Regions from separate parts of the Homo sapiens genome. Here region 1 is linked to region 2. The links are chromatin loops, found by intact Hi-C in ENCODE. Cell type or tissue: CD14-positive monocyte. All regions are shown on one strand.

Region 1 (8,000 bases), 47 kb before region 2:
TCAGTGTGGCGATTCCTCAGGGATCTAGAACTAGAAATACCATTTGACCCAGCCAACCCGTTACTGGGTATATACCCAAAGGACTATAAATCATGCTGCTATAAAGACACATGCACACGTATGTTTATTGCAGCATTATTCACAATAGCAAAGACTTGGAACCAACCCAAATGTCCAACAATGATAGACTGGATTAAGAAAATGTGGCACATATACACCATGGAATACTATGCAGCCATAAAAAATGATGAGTTCATGTCCTTTGTAGGGACATGGATGAAATTGGAAACCATCATTCTCAGTAAACTATCGCAAGAACAAAAAACCAAACACCGCATATTCTCACTCATAGGTGGGAATTGAACAATGAGATCACATGGACACAGGAAGGGGAATATCACACTCTGGGGACTGTGGTGGGGTGGGGGGAGGGGGGAGGGATAGCATTGGGAGATATACCTAATGCTAGATGACAAGTTAGTGGGTGCAGCGCACCAGCATGGCACATGTATACATATGTAACTAACCTGCACAATGTGCACATGTACCCTAAAACTTAAAGTATAATAAAAAAAAAATAAATAAATAAATAAAAAAAAAAGAACCCTTTTTCCTCATCTGTAAAACGGGGTGAACAATATGTGTTGTTCACTGGGTTGCGACGATGTTTGGAGCCAATGTATATAAAAAGCCCCTCAGGAGGTGCCCCAAATAAGCAGGCATTATAATTTGCTGTGTAGAGGATTAGCCATGCTCACTGGAGACCAAGGAGCTTTTTTAGTGACTTTGCAGCAAATCTTCCAAGATGTTTTCCAATCCATGCCTTTGGCCATTACAAGGGCAGATAATGGTGAAGACACACACACACACACACACACACACACACACACACCTCCCAAAATAGGACCTGAGGTTGAGGGACCAGATCTGGGGCTTAACTCTTCCACTCATTGGCTACAGGACTGCAGCCAAGCCCTTCACCTCCATAAGCCTCAGTTCCTCATCTGTAAATAACATCTACTTGGGCCGGGCGTGGTGGCTCACGCCTGCAATCCCACTACTTTGGGAGGCCGAGGCAGGCAGATCACCTGAGGTCGGGAGTTTAAGACCAGCCTGACCAACATGGAGAAACCCCGTCTCTACTAAAAATACAAAATTAGCTGGTCGTGGTGGCACATGCCTGTAATCACAGCTACTCAGTAGGCTGAGGCAGGAGAATCACTTGAACCCAGGAGCGGAGGTTGCAGTGAGCAGAGATCATGCCACTACACTCCAGCTTGGACAACAAGAGCGAAACTCCGTCTCAAAAAAAAAAAAAATCTACTTACCTCATTGTCCTGATCACATAGTTGAAGGACTGGGTGAAGGCTCAAAGACCCAATCCAGCACATCCCTGGGGTGATCTCTACAGTAGCAGATGTAGGGAGCTGCCCTCCCTTAAGAGACCTCTGCATGCACAGTGACACTTTATAGGCTCTGATGAGGTCTGCAAAAAGGTCCCCATTTAACTGAGGTTAAGCCAGCACTGGCCAAACAAATTTGACAACAAACCCCACTTTTTCCTGCCATACCTAATCATGTAAGGAGGAAACCATATTCTAAGTAGCAGACTGTGGGAATGCTGATGGGATCTCCAAGAAGACACCTTAGAGAGATGTCGCCTTGCCCAGGGTCACAGAGCCCAAGGTCAGAGGAGTTTGCAAACCTCGGGCTCTTGCTCTCCCTTATGTTGGGTTTCTGGCTTCTCAAGGTCAGCAGCTAAACCTCTGGAGGGTGGGGGAAGCAGAGCAGGTCCCAAACAGCCTTTTGGACAGTGAACAAAGCTACTAAAAATCAGTGACCAAAACAGCCCTGGCCTAATGCCAAGATGGGAGCTGATAAGTGGATCAAGGAGAAGAGAGCAGCTAAGAGCAAGCAGCGAAACCACCACGTCTAATGGGGAGGGCTTCGAGCACTATACAAACCAGCCTAACCCTGCAGCATGAAAACTGCCTGCAGCGCTGGGGCAAATTGCAATTCTGGGTCAAGTCCTTCATGTTGCCATCTACAAATCACTCTGTCTTCTAGCCAATTCAGTCCACCAGAGCCACACACGGGGAGGGCCTGGGCCGGATGTCAGGCATCACTGCACCAGACAAGGCCCTTCCCTCCAGGAGAGTAAAGCCTAGCAGAACCGGCAAGGAGGAGGTGCTCAACACATACGGAAGAGGTGAGCAAGCCAGGGGAGATTTTTGTTTTGGAAAAAGAGACATATATGTATATAATCCGTGCCTGGAAGACTCTGCAGGGAATGCCTAATCCCTTGTTTGAGCATTTTCCCAAAGTGCTGAGGGCCACTGAGTAATGGGATGTTTGTTGACTGACTGACCAAATGAATGAATGAATAAATGACCTAAATTAAATCTTCCCATTTCTCCAGCATAAGTGAAGTCCTTACTATCCAACCATTTCACCACAGGTCCATTCATAGGAAGAATTTACAAGAAAGACAAGGACTTTTCCCCCTCAAAATTCTCTCCTTTGCACCTGAGGAAACTGTTCAGAAATTCTGCTTCTGTTGCCACACAGCTGAGGAAACTGAGGCATAGAAATGCACTATCTGTCTGCAGTCACTGATGACCACAGAAAACTGCACTCTCCAGGGTATTTATCTTCTAGAAATCCTATACTCTTGGGCCCCTAAAGTGTAAGTTGGCATCCAGAAATAGAAGCAGCAAGAAATTACTGCTCAGTCAATAAATGCTATGCAAATAGTCCTCCTCACAATAAAGTCATTTGGTTAAAAGACAAACTGCCCATAAATCACAGTAACAAAACTGCATCTCACAAACGGAAGCACGGCCTGTGGGCAGGGATTCCAGGGAGCCCCAGTCCTTGAGGAAGTGGGGTTGGCCCAGGCTGATCTGTGGTCCTTCCAGCTGGTCGGCTTTGTCTCAGCACCTCATCTCAAGGATCCTAGGTCCACCCTATCTTGTTACTCCACCCCTTTTACTCATTGGTCTAGAAATATTAGTAAGTACCTACTGTGTGCCAAGCACACAGTAATGAGGTAAACTGTGTAATAATGGTGAACACAAGAGGTGAGACGTAGCCCCATGAGGTTTGCAGTCCAATAGGTGAAAGAGACACTAAAAAGATAAATACATCTAAGATGAGAAATTGTGTTTACTGATTACCATTTCTGAAACATAAGTCTATCATTCTCCTGACAGAAAAGTCTTTCTAGGTTCTTCACTCTATATGCGACTAAAAATAAGCAAACAAAAACAAAAAATGCCGTCTTTACTGGGTACTGACTATATGCCAGGAGCTTTCCAATGATTAACTCAGAACATCCCCAATGACCCACTGTGGGAGATACTATTATTATCCCCACTGACCAGCATAGATTCATGGGTTTCCACTTAACCACCGCTCAGATGTGTGCAACTACCTCTCCCCCACAGATGCCAGACTCCAAATTCCCTAAGAATTCATATCTTACCCATCTTTTTGTCACTTGTGCATACAATAGTATTCAATCAATGCCCACCAAATGAACAATCAATTAATCGTTCAATGGGCTAGTTTTCTGCAAGATAGTACCCGCTGAATCAGTACTTTGGGAGGCTGAGGTGGATGGATCACGTGAGGCAGTTTTGGAAGAAGAAAGGATCAGTCTCCTAATAATTGCACAAGAGGTAGCTGTGATGCTGTGGAAAGAGCCAGAGCCAGACCCTGGAGATGTGGGAGCATGAACTTGGCAATCATTTCATCACTCTAGGTCTGTTTGCTTAAAACTGTAATGCAGAGTTAAACACAATGAATCTATGATTTCTTCTGGCTCTAAATTTTTATGTCTCTGAAATATATACTAAAAGATGGGGGCTGAGAAAGGCATTTGAAATTGCACTCTGTCTGCAATTTCTTGATCTTAGAATAAGACCTAAAGTCAAACATTTTAGGGTAGGTTGACTGATTAGGGGAGGGCAAGTGAAGTACTTCCTCTCCCTGCACAGCTCAGTTTATGCACTCCCCATAAGGAAGTATATGTAATCCCCATGACAAATATGCTCAACTTGTAAAACCCCTTTGCAGAGAAACATTTTGGATGGGCATGGGTGAGGCTGCCATCCCTAACGGTACCCAAGAACAGTGGTACTGGTGATATGCAGGAGCCCCTGTTCATATGCTGGACAGGGACAAAGCCATCACTTTCAACTCTGCTCTCCCCTGGAAATACCACAGATTCTGAATAACAACTGAGTGTGGTCAAAGCAACTGCAAACATGGGCGTGATGGCCCCAAAGCCATGCTCATTAAACAGAACTCAGCACTCAACAAATGTGGGTCTGTTTGTTACTCCAAGTGAGAGCACTGGGTAGAAACCAGGGATCCATGGTGAGCAAAGTTTTGCTGGTTTCCTTTTACTCTTTGGGTTGGTTTTGAATACGTTTCTGTCTGTTACCTAATGGCCACAAAATGGGGAGAAACAACACAACTTCCTACCTTAGAGGACCACTGTGAGAATTAAATGAGATAAACAGGCCAAGTGATCCACGCAGAGGCTGACATAGTAAATTCTCAAACTGTTGCCAATGCTGATGGCATCAGTGATGGTAGTGGTGGATATAAAAGTAGGGAAATCCAGCTGAGGGCTCTTTGAAGCCCCTAGGGTTAGAAGGAGAAGCAGATGATCCCGGGCTGGACTCTCCTGGGGGAGTATAAGTATACTCCTTGGATGCTTCTCAGAAGAGAAAACAACGTAGCAACCACTCCTGGGAAGGGCCAGGCTCCCCAGATGCCCTGGGGCCCTGGGACTCTGGATAGGTGGATGGGTCCCTGTGGGGACAGAGGCTTATGGCACCATCAGGAGATGAAGCTAGGCAACAGAGTCCTAAGAAGATGAACAACCTCAGAGTTCAGAGGAGGCAGAGGAAACTACAACCACAGAAAGACACAATCATTCACCCAAAAGACTAGCAAAATTAAAAAGCTAAAGATCTGAGGCATGGCAAGATGGTGAGCAAATAGGAGATCTGGTGCCCAGGTGATAAGCAGTGCCCTTTGGAGGATGAACTGGTGATGTTTCAGACCTTACAGGCATACACAGGATGACCCAGCAACTCTAATCCGCGGCAACCTCCCTAGAGAATTCTTGCCCATGTGCTCAGGTGGAACATACCAGAAAGCACATCACAGCACTACCATAAGGGCAACAAACAGAACAAAGCTAACCACCACCATCAGGGAAATGGCCCAATAAACAGCTGGATCCTCGTACTGTGGATATACTATTCACTTGGCTGCAGTAAAAAAAAAAAAAAAATGTAGATTCACATATGTCTTGAAAACATTTTAGGACATATTATTGAATTTATAAAAGGGCTACAAAATAGGCTAACAAGCATAGTATAACAGTACATATTTAAAAACAGAAAGAAAAAAAGGAAGAAAGGAAAGAGTGACTTTTGTTCTACGTATCTAGATAACTAACAAAGTTATGGAAGAAAATGTACAAGGTAGATCCCAGTGGTTACTTCTGGGAAGGGCAGGGATGAGGTAGGAGCTGGGAATGAAAATGGGAGTCAATGGGGATTTCATTTGTATTTTTAACAAGGAAAATCTATTTATTTATTTATAAATAAAATTAATTTTAGGCTGGGCGCGGTGGCTCATGCCTGTAATCCCAGCACTTTGGGAGGCTGAGGTAGGTAGATCACCTGAGGTCAAGAGTTCGAAACCAGCCTGGCCAACATAGTGAAACTTCATCTCTACTAAAAATACAAAAATTAGCCATGTGTGGTGGCGGACACCTGTAATCCCAGCTACTCAGGAGGCTGAGGCAGGAGAATCGTTTGAACCCAGGAGGTGGAGGTTGCAGTGAGCTGAGATTGCACCATTGCACTCTAGCCTGGGCAACAGAGCAAAAACTCTGTCTCAAAGAAAAGTAAATAAATAAATTAAATTAAATTAATTTTAATTATTGACATTACACTAAAAGTTTTTAATTATCTAATGTACTTATTTATTTTAGAGATGGGAGTCTTGCTGTGTTGCCCAGGCTGGAGTGCAGTGGCTATTCACAAGTGCAATTGTAGTGCACTTCAGCCTTAAACTCCTAGGCTGAGGCAATCCTCTTGCCTCAGCCTCCTGAGGAGCTGGGATTACAGGCACACACTACCACAAATGGCTTAAAAAAAAAAAAGGCATAAGAAAGAGGAAGAAATGGTGAGTCAAAGAGAAGACGGAGCTGCCAAGAGCTCAGGGTCTGCCTTTGCCTCCTCTTGGGGGACTGGCCACTCACAAATGCTGGCACAACACATCCAAGCATGGGGCATAGTGTTTTGGAATGAATGTCCATAGTTTGGAATAAAATATTTAATTCTATATCACATTGGTCCTACTTATACCAACTCTTCCTTCTAAGTCTTAGAAAAATCCCATCATACTGAATGGCATTCCTCCTCTGGCAGAGACGTGAAAGAAACATCTCTAGTAAGAAATTAGAGATGTGGAAGAAAATATGTGAAATTTTGCTAACTCCAAATTCTTTTTTTTTTTTTTTTTTTTGACAAGGTCTCACTCTGTCACCCAGGCTAGAGTATAATGGTGTGATCATGGCTCACTGCAACCTCAACCAGCTGGACTCAAACAATCCTCCCGCCTCAGCCTCCCAAGTAGCTGGGACTACAGGCACACATCACCATGCCTGGCTAATTTTTTTTTATTTTTAGTAGAGATGAGGTCTCACTATGTTACCCAGGCTGGTCTCGAACTCCTGGACTCAAGTGATCCTCTCTCACCTCAGCCTTGCAAAGTGCTGGGGTTACAGGCATGAGACACCATGCCTAGCACTATCTCCAAATTCTTGATGGCCTCTACTGACTTATGTAGGCTTAAAGGAAGCCCTCCATTTCATTTAATTGTTGCATACAGGAATTTTAAAATTTTTAATTATTTAGGTTATTTGATTATTTTTACCTTTCCTTGTTTTCTTCCATTCCTCTACAGCTGCATTGATTCATTGCTGTGGAACTGTCCATAGACTCAGTATGGCAGGCTCAGGTCTCCTTTTTTAAAAAGCAAAACAACCAACATTTATCATCTAGGTACATTTATGTTATAAACACACAAAGAGCTGCATTAAATACAAGGGGAATATATCAAGGGTTACCCAGTGTCCACCAAAATCCAATATTTCCTTCTTCCATAATTATTCAAGTTTTATCAGGTACAACATTTTCTTTTCTTTTCTTTTTTTGAGACAGAGTCTCGCTCTGTCACCCATGCTGCAGTGCAGTGGCACAATCTCAGCTCACTGCAACTTCTGCCTCCCAGGGTCACACCACTCCTTTGCTCAGCCTCCCGAGTAGCTGAGTTTACAGGCACACGCCACCACACCCGGCTAATTTTTGTATTTTTAGTAAAGACAGGGTTAGACCATGTTGGCTAGGCTGGTCTTAAACTCCTGACCTCAGGTGAGCCGCCCACCTCAACCTCCCAAAGTGCTGGGATTACAGGCGTAAGCCACTGCGCTCCGCCAGGTACCACATTTTCCAAGCATCCCTGCAGGGAGATATAGCCAAATATCTGGGTTCCCAGTGGAACGTGAGAAGAAGTGATGTGTGCCACTTCTCGGTCTAGGTCTTAGGATATGAGCAACCTTCCCACGGGCTGGAACCCAGCTCTGCCCATGCAGATGATGACAATGCACTTGGAATGACAAAGCAACAAGGTAGAAACCACCTGGGCCTGTGATTGCATCTAGCACAGCCACCCCTGTCACCTTAGAATTACTACCTTACAGAGAAATTTCTTTGTTCTTTAAGTCATTGTTTTATAGGCCCTGGTTTTATGGGTTGTGAACTGTCATCCCAGCTGGGAATATGATTACATGTCCTCACTGGGGCCCTTCTGCAGGTGGGTTTGGTTATTTGGAGCTTGGTACACACTATGTATGTAGAGACAGGTGAGGCCAAACTCTTTTTGGACACAATTTCAGTGAAACTACATGCAAC
Region 2 (8,000 bases):
TAAATGTTTTTGAATAAATGAAATAAATGAGCTAAGTGGCTAAGACATGTGTAAATACAACCTCAATTAGGAACAGTCTTGCCAGTCCTCTTTTTTTTTCTTCTTTTTTTAAGAAAAAAAAAAAAATGGGCCCGGCATGGTGGCTCATGCCTGTAATCCCAGCACTTTGGGAGGCCAAGGCAGATGATCACTTGAGCTCAGGTATTCAAGACCAGCCTGGGCAACATGGTGAAACCCCATCTCTACAAAAAATACATAAATTAGCTAGGCATGGTGGTGCATGCCCATAGTCCCAGTTACTCAGGAGGCTGAGGTGGGAGGATTGCTTGAGCCTGAGAGGCAGATGTTGCAGTGAGCCAAGATCACGCCACTGCATGCCAGCCTGGGCAAGAAAGCAAGACCCTATCTCTAAAAAAGAAAAAAGAAAAAGAAATGTGTACCCATTTTCATAACTGAATAAACAATTTTCATCAAAGTAAAGAAGAAAGCAAAGCTTGTCACCAAACCTCTCCACAGCAGACCTCACTCCACCCATCATGCTGATACTATCCCATGAAGAAACTGACTCAATAGATTAGAATTATATATTAAAAAACTTATTTTCAGTTGACTTTCAACCTGTGCAAGCGAAGTGATATGAATTAAAGAATATTTGTACAAACCATTAAGAAAATGGGTCCAAGGATTAATTTTCTTTTAAATATAGCTAGGGTTGCTTTAATAAATTGATTAAGGAATGATACAGAAAAATCCAGGAAAAGAACAAAAGAGAGACAGCCCCTACCCACCCCCACCTCCAACCCAATGAGTTACAGGAGCCTGAACAATACATAACTTGGCCTTGAAGGGTTACTAAACTATGGCAATGGCCTTTCTGCTTCATGCTTCTTTGCCTCAGACCCCCTCTGGTGAGACATGACTGGGCAGCATACTAAGTTCTGGTCAGGGGCTCAGGGACCTTAGTTATGGCAGAGAACTTTAGAGATGGATATTGATGAATGCAGGATAGTCAGAACACGAAGCAGACCATAAGGACTAGAATGATAGCATGCAGGAGGCCACATCTCGTCCTCAACAGTGTGGTACAGGGACTACATCTGGTTCTCTGCCCCCTCTCCTCCAATGGTTCTCTGTCCCCTCTCCTCCAGTGGAACAGGCTATTGCAGGAGATGACAAGTTCCCTGTGCCTAGAGGATTCAAGCTTAGGTTAAACAGTAACTAGGAAGAGGTGTTGCAGAGGTGATTTAATCTGGAGGTGAAAGTATGCTACATTAATGGTCACTTTCAACCCTGAGCTCCTGACAAGCAACCAGTTCCTTTGCATTTCACTACTCTCTAGACTCACCTCACTTCAGTCAATGGGTGTTCATTCACTCAGGACAGTTATTGTGCACCCGCTGTATGCCATGGAGCAGGAGTCAGTAGTCAACAGGACAACACACCTCTGTCCTCTTGAATCCTACATTCTCCTTGGTGGATGCACACAATAAACCTATAAATCAATGTATGAATAAGATCATCCCGGGCAAGCTCTATGAATAAAATACAAGAAAGAGTGTGATAGAAACTAATGGGGGAGGGGCTGCTTTGGACAGAGTGGTCAGAAAAACCATCTGTACAGGGGAGACATCTGAGCAAAATGGCAAGAAAGTGCCTGGCATGGAAGAAGTGATGCTAGGTTGAGGGAACAGCGTGTGCAAAGGCCCTGAGAAGTCTTCTGAAAACTTGAACTCAAATGTTCATGAATTGCATCCCAGCCTAAAGGTCTCACCACAGGCCAACAGTCCCTAACCTCACAGCCTGCCTCTCTTTCCCCTAATTGACCAAGTCAAGGCTGACCTGTATTGCCCACTGAAAAGTGTGTTCTGGGAGGGGGCACAAAGGGCAGCCCCCAGTTTGTAGGGAATTGAGATGTAACGGGGCAAGAACCTCCACTTTCCTACCAGAAGTTCAGAGTCCACTTTTCTGGGGCACAGGCCTCATGGAAAATACAATGTAAGGGGAAACCTCTGGAAAAATAACTGTGCTTCAAGTGCCTCGTGTAGATTTCAGGACGTTCAGTGGGGCTCCAGGTTCAGAGCTCTTATCTGTGGAGATTCAGAAGACAGAAACTAAATTGCCAAGAAGAAAGATACCAAATGGGTGCAGACCAGGAAAACTCTACAGATGGAGGGGGCAATCTGCTAGAAATGAATGAATGTGGGAGAAGGTGACAAGATCAGGTCCCTGGACCCTTAAATAGACTCCCACACTCACAGAGACTAGACAATGTCAGACTGTCAGGAGACCCAAGGCTTAAAAGAATCAAGTGAAATCTACCCACCCTCCCCCCAACCAAGAGGCAAACATTCAATCACACCCCAGAGCTTCCAGAGAAGGTCCAAGACCCCATTTCCCAACAGTGTCCTTGACAAAGTTCATCTCTAATCCCACATTCTGAGATATACTTTGCACAAGGCTAGTTAGCCATAGGAGGTGTTACAGCAAAGCTCAAATTTCCCAGTGCGGAAGGGAACACCATGGCTACTGTGTAAGCACCACCAGCTCCTTACCAGAATAAGGGGAAGGAGCAACTGCCTGCACACCCACCTCATTGAGAAGCTAGGGCTGTGCACGCGCTGTTAGATGTCAGTGATAATAATCACAAGAGCAGCTAACACAGAGGATTTACCCTGCCCCAGTCAGTATTTTAAGCACTTTATCCCTATACAACTCTTTAAGGTTTGTACTGTTATCATCCCCACTTTACAGATGAGAAAACTGAGGCATAGGTAAGCGAAGTAACTTGCCTAGGACTACACAGCTAAGACAAAGACCTAGCAAAGCTCCCCTTCTCCACACCCCAGGGAAGAAAGTGGTTATACCTGGGTAGTGCATGGAACGCTTAAAAATAAGTTTCTACCGGTACATTCAGGGCAACTACCGTCTGGCAGTTCTCGCGTCCTCGCCCAGTGCGGGAAGCAAGCCTGGGCCAGGCAATAAATCCAGCAAGCCGAGTCCTCTAAGAACAAGGCGCTCTGTTTCCGCAACATTCAAGCCCGTGATGGGGCTGCTGATAGTGCAAGAGCAGCTCTCCACCACCGCAAAGCCCAAGGGAACCCGTTTCCACTCGGCTCAATCAGCTTCCAGCCTCAGAAAACGCTCACCCGTCTCTGGCTGCGAGGCACCCACGCTGACCTTAACCCCTTGGCGTCCTCCACCCTGGTGTCCTATCTCGGGATTTTCTGGCTGCTCGGTTTACAAGATGCAGCCGCCGGGACAAGGGCCTCAGGCAGGCTGGGACGGCGCCCGCCGCCCGGAGCGCCCTGAGCCCGGCTCCCCCGCCGCGAAGTGACCCGCGGCCCTGTGAGCCGCCACCAGCAGCGCCCGACGCGACGCTGACCTGCGGGTGCCCCGCGGGGCTGGAGAAGAAAGTTGAGCGAAAGGGGCGCGTCCCAGGACAGGTGGCACCTCCCTCCCCGGAAGTGGCTCCGGGAATTTTCGCTCAAGGGGCTACCCGGGGAACAGAGTCAGGGTCCCCAGCAGGAGCGACGGCTAGTCGAGGCTGGCGGTGGCACTGCCCACCTGCGCTGCGCCCAGTGCGCCCCCGTGCGCTGGGCATACCCCAGACCAGGGAGCGCTCAGGGCCCGCCGGGGACGCCGAGACCTAGCAGGGTAACTCGGAGGTGGGAGTGGGGGTCCAGCTCGGGGACCAGGGCAAAGGAGGGACTAGACCGGAAGACGGTCTCACTCCGGGAGACCTAGCGGGGGTGTCCCGCCAAAGGGGTGTCTAGCCGGGGAGGGTCTAGCGCGGGAGCGGGTTTCCCGACTGCTTCCCGCACTCACCTCGACCCCCGCGCTGGTTCGGCCTCTCCAGGCTGGAAAACTCACCGCGGCGGCGGCGGCTGCGGCGGCGGCTCCCCTGGGCTGGGCGGGGCCGGGGGCGGGGAGGCCGGGCCGGCCACGTGGGCGGGAGGCGGGCCGGGGACCCCCGCGGGCGCCGGAGCCGGGCGACGCAGGACTTGGACGTGGCCACGCCCGGCCACCGCTCGACACCCCAGCTCCCCATGCACGGCCTAGGTCTACAGGGAGGCTAGAAAGAGGAGAGCGGAGGCCCCAGGACATCCCTCCCCCGCCGCCACCTAAATCAGACTCAGGCGGAGAGAATTGACCGAGTCGGAGGAGGGGTAAACAGCCCTGCCCCTCGCTCCCACTGTCCCGCCAGAGAACGCGCCGCGGAAACCCCGAGGGCGGGTCAAGGGCCAGGTACCCGAGTGGGAGTGGACTCTCGTGCCGGGGTGGTAGGGGCTACCCTAGCGGTCCAGGGCCAGAGCCTGCACGCGGCGCCCCCACCCCCACCGCTGGGCTGATCTTGGGTGTGTCAGATCTTGCCCAAGCCTCACTTTCCTCCACGGTGGAGGTGAGAATGAGGACGAGCCTGGAGCTGCGTGAACCCCGGCGCCCAGCAAGCTCTCAGGAATCGCCGGCCTGTAGGTGGACGCAGAGCCTGAAAGTGAGGGGCCTGGGTCGTGCATACGGAAATAAATATGGGACTCTAAATAAAGCGAGTTTCTGCAGGCATTCATTCATTCAACAGATGAACGCCTACGGTCTTCACCACCTCTTAAAATCAGAAATAAAGAATGCCCCAGACTGTAGTTACTGGGCTCAAGAAAGTGTAAACTCTGATGCTAAAAATAAAAAATTCATCGGTTCCCCCCATGTGCCAGCGGTGCATTTTAGGTGCTTGATCGAAGTTAACATTAACGACAGCCTTTAAGGTGGAGGGCCTGTGCGGGCCCGCTTCTCAAATGAAGAAATCGAAGCTTAGCAAGGTGAAGCCAGCCCCCAGAGCCAGAGGATCACAGTCTGGCCCCTGTTTACAGAGGAAAGAGCATCAGCCCAAAGTACTAAGACTCTTGCGCAGGTGCAGGAAGGGTGTGAGGGTTGAGAGCTCCCTGGGAGACCACCTGTAGTGACAGCAGCAGCTGGGATGCAGATCTTCCAGACTTACTTCACAGCAACCTCTGCCTTCTGTTGCAAGTGCTCAGCCTTGCAGTGCTGGGTGGCCTCTTCCTGGCCTGCAGCCCACCTTTTGGGCCAGAAACTGGGCATCTTGAGCAAACCAACTTCTGTTCCAACAGCTGCAACTTCATCCCACTACAGCTTCTGGGGGTTCCTTGACCCCAGACTCAATGCGTTATGACCCACCAGTTTCCTATTCAGGGAACACACTCTCTCCAGTACTCCGTTTCCAAGGACAACTCCTGTGTCCAGACCCCTAGTCCTCAACCTTTTCCCCAAGAACCCTTTTGTCATTCTCCTTCCTCCCTAAAGCAGAAGATCCCTACGACAACCAGGCGTGTTTATCAAGTAATTACATTTACTAAGCAAAGGGCTTCTCCTCTCTCTGAAGAGCCTGCTCCCTCATCTGAGCCCAGCAGTCCCTTCAGATCCGCCAGCCAACACCTGGTGTTCTACCCAGGCAAGCTTGTCAAAGAGAAAAGTTTTCTTTGCATGAGATTCAATTTAACAATTATTTGAGCATCTACTACATGCCACACACTGTGCTAGGCTCTGGGGACAGTAGTGACTGGATACCAAGATAGACACTATCCCTGACCTTATGGAGCTTATGAGCTGATGAGGGAGATAGTCGACTGACCCCTCACCAGGCAGCAAGGGATCAGGATGTGGTGACAGACACCTGGAAGAAGTACTGGCCCAGGCAGAGCACAGGTCACACTGCTGGAAGTCCATGGACGGGGGAGGTAAGGGGAGAAAGAGGCTGGAGGGGCCTTGATGGACAAAGTGAGACATTAGACCTTGTCCACCGAAAGGTTCAGACAGAGACATGATGGGATGTGAGCTACAGTTTGAAGACATCACACTGGCTGCTGAGTGAAAGATGATGTGGCAAGTGAGTCTCCTATATACAGCCAAAGGCAATGTGCCTTTTTATTATTACTAAAGGCAAATGCCTTGACTTCCTCTGTTTTATAATTCAGGATTTCCGGAAAGCAGGACACATCTGCAAGTAGGATATTTAGATTAGCAACACAGCAATTTAACCCACAAGGTTTCTATGTGCAGCTCTCCCACCCTCTCCTATCCATGCTGTGCTTGGCCCTGAGGTGGGCTTAGGGTTGGGGAGGACTTCGTTCCTAGACTCAGACTGAGAGTCTGTGGGGGGAGAGGTGATACACCCAAAGACAGTCCTTTATGGGGTGAGAGAGAAGATAGGCAGGAAATGTGGATGTCTATCCACAAAGTTTGGAAACTGGTGAAGACTCCAGAAGCCTCTGATGGTCAGTCATCTCTTCTCCTTGAAATAGTCAGTTTATTCATAAGGGCCCGTTCTTAAGTTCAGTTCCCTCTCCCCAAACTACAAGACAGGATGAGAAGGCCATGTACGGTGGCTCACACCTGTAATCCCAGCACTTTGGGAGGCCAAAGTGGGAGGATCACTTGAAGCCAGGAGTTTAAGACCAGCCTGGGCAACAAAGTGAGATCCCTGTCTCTACCAAAAATTTAAAAATTAGCTCGGCGTGGTGGTGTGTTTCTGTAGTCCCAGCTACTCAGGAGGCTGAGGCAGGAGGATTGTTTGAACCCAGTTTGGGGTTGCAGTAAGCCATGATCACACCACTGTACTCCAACCCGGGCTAACAGAGAAACCTTATCTCAAAAAAAAAAAAAAAAAAAAAATCAGGCTAGGGTGGGATCAGGGCAGTTACTTAACAAAATCATCAATTGGGGAAGCCAGGGTTTCTGCAAGAAACCCCCACCTGGATGGGCAAAGGATGAGCTGTGACTGACACCAGGCAGAAAAGCAATGGAGAGGGGCCAGGGCAAGGGGCTGGGTAGCACCTTCAGGGAAAGCAGCCGCAGGAGAAGGCACAACCAGGGTCAAGGGTGGGACTCTGAGATGACTGGCCCCAGCCACCTAGTAACCACTGGGTACCTTGAACACTTGCTGAGTGTCTGTTGTGTGTAACCTTACATTTAAAACCCTCTGCTTATGTAACACTACTCACTGTAAAGCAATATAGAAAATAGCAGAGGTACAAAGAATAAGAAAACCCACCCACAATCACACCATCCAGCAGTAACCACTGTTAATCTGTGTCCTTTATTTTTCATTTAACATATTGTGAATGCTTTCCTTTGTCGTGAAATATTCTCCCACAACATGATTGCTAAAGGCCATTTGGTCCATTGTATGCATGTGCCCTCTTATAATCAATTCCGACTGGTACTTGGTTTGTTCCTCATTTCTCGTTATCAGGATAATGCTTAGTAATGAATTTTTTGTTTGTTTGTTTTTTGAGGCAGAACCTCACTCTGTTGCGCAGGCTGGAATACAGTGATGTGATCTCACTGCAACCTTCACCTCCCAGGTTCAAGTGATTCTCGTGCCTCAGCTTCCCGAGTAGCTGGAATCACAGGCACCCACCACCATGCCCAGCTAATTTTTTTTTTTAATTAGAAATGGGGTTTTGCCATGTTGGCCAGGCTGGTCTCAAACTCCTGGCCTCAAGTGATCCACCCACCTTGGCCTCCCAAAGCGGGGATTACAGGTGTGAGCCACCACTTCCGGCCTGAAAATCTTTTTTTTTTTTTTTTTTTTTTTTTTTTTTTTTTTTTTTTTGAGGCAGGGTCTCGGTGTCTTGCCCAGGCTGGAGTGCAGTGGCACAATCTCAGCTCAGTACAACCTTGACCTCCCAGGCTCAAGTGATCCTCTCACCTCAGTCTCCCAAGTAGCTGGGACTACAGGCGTGCACCACCATACCCAGCTAATTTTTGTATTTTTTTGTAGAGACAGGTTCTCACTATGTTGCCAAAGCTGGTCACCAACTCCTAAACTCAAGCAATCTACCCGCCTCAGCCTCCCAAAGTGCTGGGATTATAGGCATGAGCCACCATATCCAGCCTCAAAAATCTTTGCACAACAAATGTAAGCACGCATTTTTAGTTACTTACTAAAGATAAAACCCCAGAAGTGGAATTACTGGAAGAGACAT

What was found. Peaks named below come from ENCODE experiments on the same cell type or tissue, not always from the same donor. Only the 100,000 strongest peaks of a DNase experiment are listed, where the experiment ranks them.
Region 1: it touches region 2 in a loop (1.9-fold over the local background); 3 of 110 quality-filtered maps call a loop at or near these places.

The regions. Positions count from the first base shown.
Region 1 is chr3:57,028,125-57,036,124 of GRCh38, forward strand. It overlaps a transcript of ARHGEF3 not described here. Among named protein-coding and RNA genes, the nearest start is that of SPATA12, 29 kb to the right of the region's middle. In CD14-positive monocyte, no CTCF peak of the experiment used is centred here; a DNase peak (open chromatin) is centred at 4,007.
Region 2 is chr3:57,075,401-57,083,400 of GRCh38, forward strand. It overlaps SPATA12 (spermatogenesis associated 12), which reads left to right. Exons shown (of 2, transcript NM_181727.2): 2 at 1-32. It also overlaps a transcript of ARHGEF3 not described here. Among named protein-coding and RNA genes, the nearest start is that of SPATA12, 19 kb to the left of the region's middle. RefSeq lists silencers at 3,263-3,402, 3,883-3,952. In CD14-positive monocyte, CTCF peaks have their summits at 3,421 and 3,620; a DNase peak (open chromatin) is centred at 3,191; H3K4me3 peaks cover 1,886 bases; H3K27me3 peaks cover 5,040 bases.